Regions from separate parts of the Mus musculus genome. Here region 2 is linked to region 1. A link is a loop called in an ENCODE intact Hi-C map of the cell type or tissue named here. Cell type or tissue: heart. All regions are shown on one strand.

The links. Hi-C counts contacts between places; a loop is a spot of excess contacts. Peaks named below come from ENCODE experiments on the same cell type or tissue, not always from the same donor. Only the 100,000 strongest peaks of a DNase experiment are listed, where the experiment ranks them.
Region 2: a loop joins it to region 1, with 1.8 times the contacts of the local background. A loop is called at or near these places in 3 of 42 quality-filtered maps.

What each region holds. Positions count from the first base shown.
Region 1 is chr17:83,346,195-83,354,194 of GRCm38, reverse strand. It overlaps Eml4 (echinoderm microtubule associated protein like 4), which reads right to left and starts at 3,254. Exons shown (of 23, transcript NM_001379374.1): 1 at 2,956-3,254. The coding sequence starts at 2,980. In heart, a CTCF peak has its summit at 3,458; DNase peaks (open chromatin) are centred at 2,434 and 3,344; H3K4me3 peaks cover 3,936 bases; H3K27ac peaks cover 3,192 bases.
Region 2 is chr17:83,426,855-83,434,854 of GRCm38, reverse strand. Eml4 (echinoderm microtubule associated protein like 4) reads right to left here. Exons shown (of 23, transcript NM_001379374.1): 4 at 7,504-7,632; 5 at 6,830-6,855; 6 at 6,607-6,639. Among named protein-coding and RNA genes, the nearest start is that of Gm46594, 42 kb to the left of the region's middle. In heart, no CTCF peak of the experiment used is centred here; a DNase peak (open chromatin) is centred at 3,984.

The DNA.
Region 1 (8,000 bases):
AAACAACAAAAACTGACTTAAAACCTGAAATAAGAAAAAGATGCTAAAAGAAGACTAAGCGTAAAATGTATCCAACTCCTGCCTTAAAAGTCAGTAAGATCAGCGAGAAAGGCTTTATTTATTGGTGGTTTCCTGCTTTTGCAAACACACCTGAGGTTTAAGATACATATTGTGAGACATGTGTGTATACCCATACTGAGATGTGGTGACAACGCACCAAAATAGCGTGGGGTAACTTTAAAAACGTGTTTTCCAAGTGCTGCCTTTCAAATGACCCTAGTGTAGGTCCTGAAAGATACTAGGAGATACTATGTAACTAGGAGAAACTGCATAGTACAAGCACCGGCTAGCCACACTACCTGGAATTCATCAGCTGCAGAGTAAACGGATCCTTCAGTTGTTTTTATGTAAAACAAGGGTAATACAAGAAATGTGTAACTTCAACGTGGCAGCAAAATGGCCAATCATTTAACATTCCTATCTCTGGTTTCCAAATCCCCTATGTTGGTGTCTTATAGAATGCATGTTTTTCTTATCTAATCACTCTAACCACAGGCATAGTTTGGGTTTCCTTAAATTCCCTTAAATAATCAGCTTTTACAGAATCATTCTGCTGATAAAAGCACTGAATTTTTTTGCTTATGAAAATGTAGTCTTCTCACAATTTTCCAAAACCCTCTCTAGTATGTGAAAGGAGATAGAAGCATCATCCACTTCCTTGAAAAAAAAAACCGCTTTCCATGTTACCCTAGAAGAATTTCACATGTTTTGAATTTTTTAAGTTGAAAAAAGAAGTCTTTACACATAAGTGCTTTCTTTTACGCTAATGGCTCTCTTGATGATAAAATAAAGATCAATGTAACTCTAAGCTCCAGGCTAACGAACTGCAGGGGACAGAAACAAGCAACTTGGCAGAGCTCTGCTTAAAGGCTACTAGTAAAATATACCAGCTCCCCCCCTCCCCCACCCCTTTAAGGTTTCAATTAAGATGGGGCCTAGTTTTACTCATAGAAAGCCACAGAAAGAGAAAGCACAACTCCTGTTACAAAGTCTCTTCAGCGAAGGCAACTCCAGAAAGGAGACAAAAACCATCCCCTTCCTTTACCACTCAAAAGATGGCAATTCAATGTTCCGATCACAAAAGATGGTGTGAAATGAATGTTTAACGTCATTATGTCTCTTTAACACAACATAAAAATGGGATTTGTTTTCCTGATTGCAACTCTTTCTGTTGTCTCTACTGGATTAGTTACGCATAAACTTGTTTAACAAGGCATATACACTTTCAAAATTAACTTAAGTGTTTCAATTGGTGAAAAAGGCACTTTTAAAGCCCTCCAGAATTCCTCAGCACAAGCACAAGAGTAAAGATCACATTACATACAGAGATTATCACAGCCCCCCAAAGATACCCAATCTGCATGTTAGCAGACACGCAGGCCAGTCTACTAGCCAGTATGAACTGGGGAAATGAACCCAGTCACAAAACCAAAAAAGAACAAATTAAGAGTTAATGCCTGGCTAAAAGGAGGCCGAGAAGGAAGTAACTTCACTATGTAAGGAATTACAAAACATCAAAGGTTAGATAATGGACAACAGGTGTCTTTGGAGAGAAAAGAACCACAATGCATTGCTCCTATTTTAGGATTTCCATTCTCAAAGCTGTATAACAACAATGATTTTTTTTTCCCCTCAAGAAAGTCAAGACCAAAATTGTGCCTTTACTATTTAACAACTGTAAGAGCCTGATGCTCTTCTGTTTACTTTTTAACTTTACTTTAAAAAAAAAATCCATCTAATCCCAATCTTGTGTGGGCAGATTAAAATATGGCTTAGTGCCAGATGGTTTGCTGATCAGTGAACATTAACTAACTAGAGATTTATTATCACGAAATGGAAAAAGAAAAGCATCCGACTATACACGCTACTACCACATAAACTAGTCAAATATACAAATCAAACCCAGTCGCTGGTATCACATAACCGCAGTATCAGCAAAAACAGAATCGTTTCTCTCACCGTAACACTGAAATCTCTACAGTAACTGGATTCCAGTGGCCTCAAAGAATAGCCATTCCAGACACAGGTACTGGTTACCCTGGAGTTCTGTTCCTCAAGTCAGTCACAACATTTAGCACCTGTACTCTGGTTAAATGGAACACTGAGAAAACACTTCAGCCAACAGGATACCCTATCCCTTTCTCTCCATTCCACAAAGACAGCATATTCCAAAAATGGAGAATCCTTTCTTTTCCGATTGAGGCCCCCTCTTATGGGTTCATTGGGCAGGATTACTTCTCTCCAGCACGCATGGAGAGCATACTTCTGCTTTCACTCTTAAAGAGGGTCCCCCAACACAGATGCGCCTCTTCCTTCCCTGTATTGAGTAGATGATAATGCTCTCCACCACTGCAAAACGTTCAGGGAAGTGGAGGGAAGCTGTCAGTTACTGAGGGCTACTTAATAAATCTTCAAATATAAAGACTGAAAGGGGTGACTCCAATCCAGAAGTGGGACTGGGGATTCCTACTCCCTCCGGAAAGGCTGCCCCAATCTTGCCTATCATTCCGTTTAAGTGGAGAGATGTACTCTGAGGGAGAGTCTGTATTTGATGAAGGGGTGCCCTGACTTTAACGGGGTGGGGGGGTCAGAAGAAGGTGCTAAGTGTACCGGGAGGGACGTAGCAGCGGCTGGAGGGTCGTTGAGGGGAAGGAGGGCCCCCGCACTGAAGGGGGCTCTGGGAAGAAGGGAGGGTCTGGAGGCGAGGGCTGCATGGGGGGAGGGGCCGCCCGTCCCGGAGGCGGCGGCGGGGCTGCAGCCTCGCGGGGACCATGTGCCGGGAGCGGCGGCCACCCGCAGGGGCAGCCCGGGGAGCAGGGCCCGCGGCGCGCGCGCGCGCAGGAAGCCGGGGTCCCGGGTTACGTACGAGGGGCGCGAGCCCGCGGCCGGACTCACCGAGGCTGCCGGCGAAACCGTCCATCTTGCGGGGACCGCGCCGGGCTCGGGGCTCAGCGGGGCGGGCGCTTCATTCAGCGCCCCGACCGTGCGGCGGCCGCGGGACCTGACCCGCCGGTTCTCAGCGTCGCCCGGCGCGGCTTCCGACTCCCGCCGCCGCCGTCCGCCGGTCAGCCCGTCAGCCCCGAGGGTCAGTCGGTCAATCAGGTTGAGAGCCGCGCCGCCCGCCGCCTGCCCGGCCTCTCTCCCTCTCTCTCTCTCTCTCCTAAGCCGCAGCCGTGAGCGCCGCGCCGCGCCGCGCCGCGCCCCGCCCCCGCGCCCGCGCGCAGCCACGGCTCCGCCCCCGCGCACGCCGTCACGCTTCCGATCCCGCCCCACGTGACGGAACGGGGCGGGGCTTCCCGCGACACGCCCCTCCCTCTCTGCCCTGCCTCCGCAGCCGCAGAGAACTCTTGAGAGTTAGGAGGCTATTGGCTGCTCTTGTGTTCCTGGCCCGGTTTCGCCACCAGGATTCTCCAGCCCGAAACTGGGTCTGAGTGGACGGGGCTCGTGGGTGTCCTGCTGCTAGAAAGCTGACCTGCACTGTGGGATTCTTTCCCTCTGGGAAGCCCGCGGAGCACAGTTCTAGAGTTCTTTTGAAGGGAGGTAACGAGGAGGCTAACGAGTGAGAGGAAAGATTCCCCTTCTTGGGGTTCCCCTCTCCTCTAGTCAGTGAGAATTCTAGGTAGAGACAAGACTTTTTGACCAGCCTGAGGCCATGTCTGCCACAACCGCAGGTTCTAGGACAGAGCACAAGCAAACAATGTTAATGCTGGATGAAAAGAGTTCGTCTTACCCAAGTCTTATGAGGAAAGTGCACGTAAAAGACTGGCTTGGCTTACTCTCCTTTTGTTCTTCCCATCAGGGCACAAAGCCACCGGATAGCCTATCAGGAAACTATAGCACAGACTATTAGTTTTTAAATAAACCTTAGTTCTAGGCTCAAATCTATGAAGTCACCTAACTAAATTTAGGCCTTGCTTTAATTTATTTGCAAATTCAAGTGCTAGACTGTACCTGAGGCTGACCTCTGGCACACGCATGCACAAGCACAACCAAAACTCATCCCATCTTCTTCAACCCTCTAATCTTTTATTATTATTATTTTATTTTTTAAAGATTTTTTTTAAATTTATATGGGTACACTGTCACCCGGTTACAGATGGTTGTGAGTCACCATGTGGTTGCGGGGAATTGAACTCAGGACCTCTGGAAGAGCAGTCAGGGCTCTTAACCGCTGAGCTATATCTCTCCAGCTCTCAACCCTCTGATTTTATCCTCTTTCCTTACAAAGACATTTGAATAGTTTAGGTCCCTTCTAGGTCGATGTGCAGATTAGAGTAACAAAAAACTGTAAGGTGTCTCAGAGACTAAATTAGATATACCTTTTAAAGTAGCTGGGTTAGGAAAAAAATAAGAATGTCTGTTAATAGAGTTGTAGGTTACAAGGAACAAATTGAAGTAAGGAGAGAAGAAATGGGGAACAACAACTGCCATGAAAAGAATTGACAGAATTAAATGGTTGAAAGGATTGTTAAACATCCTTGAAGGATACCTCTCCCCTTTGATGCCTTTTTAAACTTCTTTCCTAAGGGCCTGGGAGTGTACCTCGGTGACCAATTGTGCTTAGTAAATAGGAGGCACTGGGTTTGATCCCCAGCTCTGGAAACAGCCAACAAACAAAATCTAACTTAAAAACTTAAGGAAACATCACAGCAAACCTAGGAGGTCAGTGTTGTAAACAGGACACAGCAAGGCTGAGAGATGACAGTCAGTAATGTGCTTCCCACAGAAGCAGGGAAAGTGTACTGATGTACACTTACAATCCCAGATCTGGGAAGGCAGAGACAAACTGAACGCCAGGGCATCCTGGCCAGCCAGCCTCCACAGAGAGGTCCTATCTCATAAACAGCTCATGAGGAACTGTACCTGAGGCTGACCTCTGGCACACGCATGCACAAGCACAACAAATGAAAACCTGACATTGGCTTTTTAAAAAATGTTTAACTAAAAGAAGAGAATAGTAAGTCAGGTTTTCTTCTAGCATGGTGAACCAATTTTTAAGTTTTCAATAATTGAAGTAGAACTTGATTTCCTACTTATAGTAAAGCCATATATATAGTATATATATGTATATATTATATATGTATATATCACATATAGGTATACATACGTATATATTACATATATGTATATATGTGTGTATATGTATATATTACATATGTGTATATATTATATGTATATATGCGTGTATATTATATATGTATATATTACATATATGTATATATTACATATATGCTATACATTATATATAATTGCTAGAGGCATTCTGATTAATTTCATATGATTCACATTTTAAAAAGAAAAACACAAGTATTATACATTTAAAATTCTACAGCACTGCGTTACTGAGTATGTTCTTGACAGGAGACAAATGTCTATTTTGGCTTGCCATCAATGAAGGCCAAATTCTCTACTTACAATGTACTTATCTGATGACTGCAAGGACCTTCCCCTTTGGCTTTGTGTGTTGCAACCCTTGCTCCTCCCACACTCCTCACATACTGCCAGGGCCAGCTGTATGTCCATATGGTGTTCTAACCTCTAGCCCTGAAATTCTATGCTGGGACGCCAGGCAAGTCAGTGAGCTGAGCCACAGGAGCACTCCCGAAATCTATCGCTAAACAAAAGTAGCTGGCACTGATTCAATGCAAATGGCCGTGGTCTGGGTGGAATATTTCACTAAGCCTAACATCAAATGTATCCCCAACTCTTTGAAAGCTAGTTGCCCCAGATATCTAGTTATTCCAATAGTTCCTGCCGGAGTGGAATACGTGACTAAGGGAAGGAAGGCTGTGATGGAAAGATGCGCCTTCTTACACACTCAGTGCAGGCACACTCAGGGCAGGCACACTCAGGGCAGGCACACTCAGTGCAGGCTCAGGCTGCCGGGCATGCTGTGTTTTCCTGTAAGCTCAGCACCCTGGAGGCTGAGTCAGGGAGACCAAAAGGTCAAGATCATCTTCACATCCATAGCAAGTCTAAGGGGAGCCTGGACAAAAAGAAACCTTGTAATTAATCCTATCTTCAAAAGTAAGACAGACAAACCAACAGGAAAAGTGGAGGCAAGGGATGAAGACATCTGAAGATCAAGCATTGTATATTTCATGATAAATCTGCCTGTGTCAGTTATTTTTACCTAAGTAATCCAGATTTATTCTAACCATTGAAATCAGCCAAAGAAGTTTTTAAACAAAAACGAAAGCAAAAACAAAAAACAAACCAAAAAGCTGAGACAGAAAAAAAATGAAATTAAAAACTCAGAACAATACAAATAAAGACTGAAGAGATGAGTAGGGTAGTCTCAATGGGTAGGGTAGTCTCAATGGGTAGGGTAGTCTCAATGGGTAGATTAGTCTCAATGGGTAGGGTAGTCTCAATGGGTAGATTAATCTCAATGGGTAAGGTAGTCTCAATGGGTAGATTAGTCTCAATGGGTAGGGTAGTCTCAATGGGTAAGGTAGTCTCAATGGGTAGGGTAGTCTCAATGGGTAGGGTAGTCTCAATGGGTAGGGTAGTCTCAATGGGTAGATTAATCTCAATGGGTAGATTAATCTCAATGGGTAAGGTAGTCTCAATGGGTTGGGTAGTCTCAATGGGTAGGGTAGTCTCAAGGGTAGAGTAGTCTCAAGGGTAGGGTAGTCTCAAGGGTAGGGTAGTCTCAATGGGTAGAGTAGTCTCAAGGGTAGAGTAGTCTCAAGGATAGGGTAGTCTCCATGGGTAGGGCAGTCTCAAGGGTAAGGTAGTCTCAATGGGTAGAGTAGTCTCAAGGGTAGGGTAGTCTCAATAGGTAGGGTAGTTTCATGTAGGGCAGTAGACCGTGCCAGGAAACGTGGTAAGACTGAGCAGGTTGAAAGTCCCAGAACTTTGTATCAGAGAATGGTAGGAGCTTCGCTTGCTTCCAACCAGGCCCTTGTCACGTGACCACACTCCCTACATAGGAACGTGATTTACAATCGTGTAGATGAGAGTTTTCCATGCTACTGAGGTATCTAGAGACCCTGAGAGTTAGCCAATAAGTTTCCCTTCCCAGACATCCCTTCCTACAAAAGGTATTTAACCTCTGGTCCACCCTGAGGAGGTGATACACATCCATTTTCCAAGATGAACAATCAGTAAACAATTTGGAACCAAGGACTATCTCTCTCATCAAGAACCACCACCGTGGGGAGCATGGAAAAAGCCTTTGTCTACAGAGCCCCGCCATCTAAGTCTCCACAGAAGGCCCCCTCCACACTCCCAGACATCACTATTAAGCTACCCCACCCCCTGCTCCAGGCTCCTTATCATAGGCCTGTGGACCCTGGACCCTTCCGTTCCTGACTCCTCTGCAAGGTTTTCAGTGGTGACTGGATGCCCAGGAGTCAGGGAACCTCAACTTTGGTCTCCCACATCTTAGGCTGCGTTTTCCCACCCCCTGAGCAGTGTATCTGCACTTCCTGAAAGCCCATCACCCTACGGTAGGTATAGAGTAAATGTGGAAGTAGTCTCAGTGGGTAGGTGTGGGGAGCGGGTGTGGCGGCAGTCCCAAAGGCGCCAGGGACTGCAGCTAAGTCATATGACTTGCACCTGACTTCCTCATATAAGCCACAAACATCTTGAGAGCTGCGCAGGTGCACCAGGATACCGGTGAATCCAATTTGATGGAGATATGCCCCTGCTGCCCTGATTAGCTGAAGCTGCGTGCCTGGTGAGGTGGCGTGGCCTGCTGTGCGTGGATGAGAACTGAGAGTATAAAAGAGTGAGAGGCCCAGGGTTCGGGGGAGATATAAAAGCAAGGGAGATATATAAACAAGGGAGATATAGAGAAAGAAGAAACAGGACTGAATAAACGTGTGCAGAAGGATCCTGTAGCAGCGTCGTTCTTCCTGGCCAGTTGAGCGCGTGCAAGAAGTGGTGCCGAAACCCGAGAAACATCTTCAGGCACGAGTGAAGACCCCCTGCTA
Region 2 (8,000 bases), 81 kb before region 1:
TTTTAGAAACAGTAGACTGCGTACGTTTAGACTGCAGTCACTCGTGTTATGGGTGCTACTGCTGAAGACCTCTGAATTTCTAGTGTGCTGACAGCTTCAGCATCTTCTCCCACAGATGTCTACTTTAAGAACCCTGAACATGTGCTGGAGAGATGGCTCAGCGGTTAAGAGCACTCACTGGCTGTTCTTCCAGAGGACCTGAGTTCAATTCCCAGCATCCACATGACAGCTCACAACTGTCTCTAACTCCAAGATCTGACATCTTTATACAGACATACATGTATGAAACAGGCAAAAACATCAATGCATATAAATAGAATAAAAATAAACGATTCAGATCCCTGAGCATGGTGGTGGATGCCTGTAACCCCACATTTTGGAGGCTGAAACAAGAGGACAGGAGTTATTGGCCATCTGGTAGCACACTAACCTTAAGACCAGAAAGGCAGGGCAGTGGTGGCACACGCCTTTAATCCCAGCACTTGGGAGGCAGAGGCAGAGGCAGATGGATTTCTGAGTTCGAGGCCAGCCTGGTCTACAAAGTGAGTTCCAGGACAGCCAGGACTACACAGAGAAACCATGTCTTGAAAAACCAAACCAAACCAAACCAAAACAAAAAGACCAGAAAGGTTATCTAAGATATCATTTCAAAAAAAATTTTTTTTCTAGTTTACAATTTTTAGAACTAATAGTTTCTTCTAAATTAGAGTCTCAAACATAAGCAAAATACAGAAAAGCGTGATGACACTAAACTGCTACAAACCCAGGGATCTACTCATTTTCAGCTGTTTCTTTAATGGCAATTCTGTCTATAAACCATGCAGCTAAAACCCAAAGAGATGCTGGAGAAAGGAACTCTGGTTTTATAGTAGAAACTGACAAAGATCCTTTTTGGAAGACTTCCTAGAACCAGCTAATGACCCAAGTGTCTACCTGTGAACCATGTGTGTACAGAAGTCCTGGGAGATCAGAAGAGGGCACTGGATCCCTGGTAACTGGAGCTCTAGGTGGTCATAACTTGCCATATGTGACAGGAACCAAACCCAGGTCCTCTGTAAGAACAACAGGTGCTCTTAACCACCAAGCCATCTCTCTGACCAGTAGTATGAAAGTAATGATATTTTAGAATTCAACAAACCAGGTTGGCTGTGTTGGCATATAGCTTTAATTCCAAAATTCAGGAGGCAGAGGCAGCTTGGTCTACAACGAATTCCAGGCCAACCAGTTTAGACCTTGTCTTTGAAAAACATAAAGAAGAGAAAAAGTTCAACAAAATAATGTTATATATAAGAAAATTAAAAAATGTGTGTGTGTGTGTGCGCGCGCACGCGTGTGTATGAATGTGTGTATGTGTAGGCGTAAGCGGTGGTGAATGACTTAAATCCCAACAGTCTAATCTAAAAAAAAGTCCTAGGTATAGCGCCTACCAAATGTGATGTACTTAATACCAACTAGGATAAAACCTGGGTTTGAAAATTTGACTAGTATTAAAATGCTATTTTTTTCACCTTCTTTGTTCTATTAGCAAAATTTCCTAAAGTCTTAGTGTGTGTGATATATACACATAATGATAATACAAAAACCATGGTCCTAGCAATTTAGGAACTTACCTCAGAAATAGATACACAGATATATAAGAAATTTGGATGTTAATTAAAAAAATAAGCCAACTTACAATTAATCAATTTTGAACTTCTTTCTTTCTTTCTTTTTTTTTTTTTTAAACAACTCTGTCAAAATTCCTTGAAAACATCACACACAGGAGGTTACTTATGTGTTTGGACTTTTACAGCCCCCCTCCCCAAGGGCTTTCCTTCTGAACGGTCAGGTAACAGCATAGCTACACAGTGAGCCCCTGCTGCCCAGAGGAGGGGAAGGAGGAGGGGATGCAGCGGTAAAGCCTGCATCTCTCCAACCCTGCTTTCCTAACTAACTGGGCAGGAGAAGAGACACAAGGTTCCGGGGACTACAGAAACCTGGGTGCACATGAAACTGATTCAGCAGGACTAATAAACAGGTTTTAATTTTCATGCTTTGTGCTTTGCTTTGAGGGTTTGTGAAATTGGGTTTCATTCTTAAGCAAGGCTGTCCTGAACTCCTGCCATAGACCTGCCTCAGCCTCTCAACTGCTGGGATTACAGGTGTGAGCCCCACACCTGGCTCTCCTGTCTTATTTCTTTTTAAAAACATTTGGATAAAATCAAACAAAATGTGAAGATATGATAAACCTGGGTCAAATTATAGGTGCTGCTTGTAGTATTTACATACATTTTGAGAAAGAAAAAATATTTCACAATCTTTAAACATTTAAAAGTGTTACTAAAGGGGAAGAGGAATCAGTATTTTTGGTGAAGCTATTCCTTGGTGAACCAACGGGTGAGTAGCTTAGGGAAACAGCAGCTAAGTTCATGTGTAACTTTAGACACTGTAGAACTGTCATGTTTTAAAGCTGCTGTGACACAGGGAACTCTGCTCCTACATCTCATGTTTTTTCTTTTGCATTATTCACTTGTCCCTGATCTGAGTGAGGTGTCTGGTGAAGAAGAATAAACACATATGCTACAAACGTAATGGCTAACAAATACAACACTGTATGTATCCTGTGATCGGTGATCTACCTGTTATGTCTTACCATGATAAAAGTCACCTATTTCATTCATTTTCTTTGGACAGCTTAAATGTTACTGTATCAGAAATTCCTTCCCTACCACTCTACACAGCAACCTGTCCTTACTCTTTCCAAACATGTATCATCTCATAACACCAGGAATTTGTTATAGTCTGTCTATATCATGTATGTGTGGCATACTGTTACCAAATTCTACATGGTTCAGACATAGTAACTGTGATAACTGTAAGTACTTAGTACAGGGCCTGGCAAGGAAATACTCAAATTTTTGTTAAACAAACAACTAAGTATATTAAATGGTTATCTGATAAAGGAACAATTCAAAAGCATTTTAGATCTATAAGAGCTATTAGAATCTCAAGCTTATTTATGGCTTAATTTTTCTCTTTCCAATTCAATAAATGTTTATATTGGTTATTTAACATTTATTTGAGGGGCTAAAGAGAAGGCTTAGCAGGTAAGTGTTTGTTGTACAAGCATGAAGACTGGGGTGTCTATCTCCAGTACCCATGTCAATCAGGCCAAGCATGGTGACCTGCCTGTCCCACAGCTCAGACGACAGACAGGTGATCCCTGGAGCAAGTCAGCTACCTAGACCCGCTGAACTGGTCAGCTCTTGTTTCTAATGACAGTTCATGGAGGAAGACCCCAGACATCAAACTTCTGGCCACCGGATGGCACACAGAACATACACGTGTGTCCACAAACATGTGAACAAACACATGAAAAAAAGAAATGTTTGAAAGCAACCATTTAACTAACTCCAATCATTGTAGGCTTTTTAGTAACATTTGCTTCTCAATCGATGCTTTCTTCAACTACACAGATTTCATAAAATTACCTGCTGGAGAAAATAGATTTCTAACAAAGAGATGGAATGAGTGCAGCAGGTAATTTTATGAAAGCTACTTACTGTATAAACTGACAACAAGACTGTCCCACGGTATGCTTAAGGGAAAAGTTTTTAACTATACATATGAGAGAAAGAATAGCCAGAGGTACCACAGCAGAGAGAGAGAGAGAGAGAGAGAGAGAGAAAGAGAGAGAGAAAGAGAGAGAGGGAGTAGGGGGAGGGGAGGGGAGGGGAGGAGAGGAGATTGGACACAGCCAGCAGGCTGGGCATGTGAGAGAGAGAGGAGACTAGCAGGGGCCAGAGGGTAGAGAGCAGAGTGAGCAGCAGGAGCAGAGAGCACGAGCCCAGTGAGGATACGGGGTATGATGAGGGTGAGTGACTGTGGGGAGGAGGGCTAGGATGCTAGCTGGCACCGACACTGTGTTATTAATGCATCCTCTGACATCTAACAGGTATCACAGTCAGCTAGATGCCCCTTCTGCCAGAGCTAAGGGAAATGACCCCTGTTGGCAGATGGAAACTAGTTTCCCAAGTTCCTGAGGAAGGCAGGCTTTCCTCTAACCACCAGAAATCCTCCCATAGTCCCGCTTGAGCTCATTGGACTGCCTTTTGGAGTTTGAGGAAGTGGGAGTTTCCCTAGCGAGCTCAGTGCGTGCAGGGCTGCAGTCTACAATTAAAGAATGGACAGTGTTTGCCTAGCATGAGAGGCCTCAGGTTTAATTCTCAGCATCACACAACAAACACAGCCACAACTGCTTTTTAGTAAGTTACAAACTGAAGCATTGTACCAAAGCCTAGCTGCTGCATCTAACAATAGACATCCCTACAGGAAAACTTAAGTTCTAACTGTGAAGCAATTTACCTCCACTATGACTATAACAAAAGTCTATAACCAGGAAGAGAGCAAGTGTCTGGTGAACATCTAAGCCAGTAGGAGCTTTTGCCTCTCCTCTCATACCTGACCTCAAAGCTGCCAGGGTACATCGTTTCTCACTGCCACCTGCTTTCAACCAGGACACCCGCTTTCGTGGCTGGCAGTTGTTCAGAACGTGCAGCCTTTCCAAGCTTTCCTCTTACTTTGCTATGACTCAAGGCAGAAGACTTTAGGTAGATTTTTCTGGTATCGCTCACCTACAAGTATCAAATGTAAATAGATTTCTTCCCATGTCAAAGCAGATGGGTTAGAACCAGTAGTGGTTGTCATTGGCCAAAATAAAATAAAATAGATAAATAACAATTTTAAAAGAATGTCAAAAATGATTTTAGCATTAATATATAAAATATTAGAAAATATGTTGTAATATGTCATATAAATGAAAATCGTACTTTAAAAATGTATTTAGCTCTTACAGCAAACAAATACTATGTTTTCATTCTATTTTATACATTTGAGTGTAGGGCTTTTAAACACACAAGACAGACACACAGACACACACACACTGCGATTTTAACACAAAAACAGACTTGGGAAAGTGAAATAATGAGTTCAATGTCAGCTTCTAGACACCAGAAGCCATGAGTGTAGATGTCTACTGTATATCTGTAGGTGGGCTAAGGAGTTTTTGTTTTGTTTTCCAAGTTTTAAAGACAACTGCAGTGTAATTATTGTAGCTCTTTTACACATGTGTGCCTCTGCAGCACTCTTTCAGCAGAGGTCACATGTCAGGGTCTCCAGAGCTAGTCTCCACAATGCTCCCTTCCTACTGCCCACTCCGTGCACCTGCTCAACAATTGAGAATCTGTCAGCTTCTTTTCCTAAATTCAGTGGGATGGAACTAACCATGACTAAACAAGAGTGTTGATGGGGGTGGGGAGGAATTGAAGGGATGGCTTAACGGTTAAGAGCACTCACTTATCTGAAGTTCCTGAGTTAAATCCCCCCCCCCCCCAACCTGAGACAGGGTTTCTTTGTGTAGCCCTGGCTGTCCTGGAACTCACTTTGTAGACCAGGCTGGCCTCGAACTCAGAAATCTGCCTGCCTCTGCCTCCCAAGTGCTGGGATTAATAGGCGTGTGCCACCACCGCCTAGTTTTTGCGTGGAGTGTTCCACCCTTAAGAGTTATGTGAAGGAAGCGTCGCTGTGACCACTATCCTCAGGCCAGAACGCTATTCCAGGACACGGCCATTAGGCCTAGGCCATGAGGCTACCAAACAGAAGAGTGTGGACAAGAGACTCCTCACATTCACTGTTCTTTCTAGGATCAGCGTCTCTAGTTAACTACGGTCAGCTAGAGTTAGAGTGTGTTTGTAAATAAATTCAGTATTTTCCTTGAGTATGTCAGCATTATGGAATCTACACTACTGTACTACAAAAAAATTCAGATCTAACTAAAGAATATCATCACATTTCAACTTATTTATAATTGGTATAAAAATGGATGACCTAAAGATTATAGCCAATAAGTATATTTTTCTTACTAAAAAATATAAAATATAAAATGAAAGCAAAAATCCACAGAAATTAAGTTAAATTGGTAACAAAAAATTTAAGCATATTTTAGCCAATTAATAGTCCAGATAACAAAGATAGTTATGACACAAGAGATGAGCTGCAAAAAACATGCACAGAAAAGGCAAGGTTTTATTTAAAACTGCATGCTTCAATTAAATTTGCAAGCAATCTGAGAATGTAAAAGTGATATATAAAACTTTACTTTGCAATTAAATATACATATACAGAGTTATTCTGTTTTGGTCAGAACAAGGCGACAGCAAGTAGCCAGAAATAAGAATTAATAAAAGAGAAAAAAATTAAGAGGAAGTGCTTTGCTAGACTCATTATATGATTCTTTTCAGCAAAAAGTAAACGATTATTTGCAACCAAGTTGGAAAGACAGGAAACTGAGTTAAAATTTATCAATCTTTTAAATGGCTTTTCTAGTATAGTTTTGGAGGAAATACATTTTTGGACTTCTTATGTTGTTATATTCATTTTTACCATTCACCTTAATTGTTCAGATCTCACAGATGATAGATTTTTTTTTTTTAAAAGCAGTTAATTTACTAGTTCAAATTACCACAGTATTTCCTTTGTTAAGAGGAAAGTCAGAGTTGAAATGCCAAAAAGCCAAATAAGAGATGGAGACAAGGCCAGCTCAGGGCAACCTGCGGAGCTTATCCTTACCTTGGCTGTTTTTTTCCCGGGTTGACATTTTTGCTGGTTGAGACAAAAATGACATATCTTACAATAAAAACCGAGCATTTTCTTAAATGACTACAGCAATACGTCTCCGATTACAATGAATAAATTATACTGAATAAAATTAAGGCATATTCTTATGAGTCAACAATAGTTAAAATGTTTTTTTTAAAAAGGCAAGTATTTTTAAAAAGAAATTTTAATTTACCTTGATTGACGATGACATCTTTATGTCTAAAAGAGAATACAAAGAACATTTATTATATATGGTTCATCATTAAAGTCACCTGAAAGAATTTAAAAATTTTGATGCCTAGCCCATAACTTAGATAAATGTCTACAAGTAAAATTCAGGAAGTAGTATTTTTTTCAGTTTCTCAGTAGTTTCAACTACTAATATATACTATTTTATAAAACAGTAAATATCACACAAGATCATCAAAACACTGAAAGCACATACAAAAAAAAAGTATAATACTTATATCTTACAAAACTGAGATACTGAAGAAAAATTAATAGAAGACTTAAAAAAATACACTGACAAGAAAAAAAATCAACTGAAATAGATTAAAAATTCAAATCAGGGGGTTGGTGAGAGAGCTTAGCAGTTGAGAGGGCTCACTGCTCTTCCAGAGGTCCTGAGTTCAATTCCCAGCGCCCCCCATCTGTAATGGGATCTGATGCCTTATTCTGGTGCATCTGAAGACTGCTACTCATATAAAAATAAAGTAATATGAATAAACTAAAAAAAAAAAAAACCAACAACAACAACAACAAAAAACAAACCAGGCACATCATTACCTACAACAGGCATGTTGTTACACACAACAGTGTAGAAACACAATTATTGATTTTCATACATGATAAAGTATAGCAACTTACTTGTCTGCATTTTTTATAACCTTTGATATTAGTTTTGATGTTGAAACCGTTTTCATTAATTTATTACGACTATCATCTGAATTTTCCCATGAGTTATGTGACTTTTCAGCTGTTGGTGGACGTTTTATGCTAGAAGAAACATATTAATTTCTTAGAGAAACATTCTGAGAAGCAATGACATGTAATCGACAGTTTCAATAGAAAATGACGGACGTTGTTAACATTCTCTTAAAGCAAATCCAGGGGTGAGAAGGATTAGTTGAGAGGAGCTGGCTGGATGAGTGGAGGGGTCAGCAAGGCAGTCAGGAAGTCTGCATTATGCTGTCATTCAAGAGATCTACTAGCAAAAACAGTATCTGAAAAAAAGAAATCTCTACAATCTGCTGTTAAGAAAGGAAAATGTGTAAATCTGTATGTAATAATTCTCATAGTTTGTAGCTATAAAAATGATTTATAAACCACTGAAATATGAGACTGCACGTTTCACTCATCTGTAA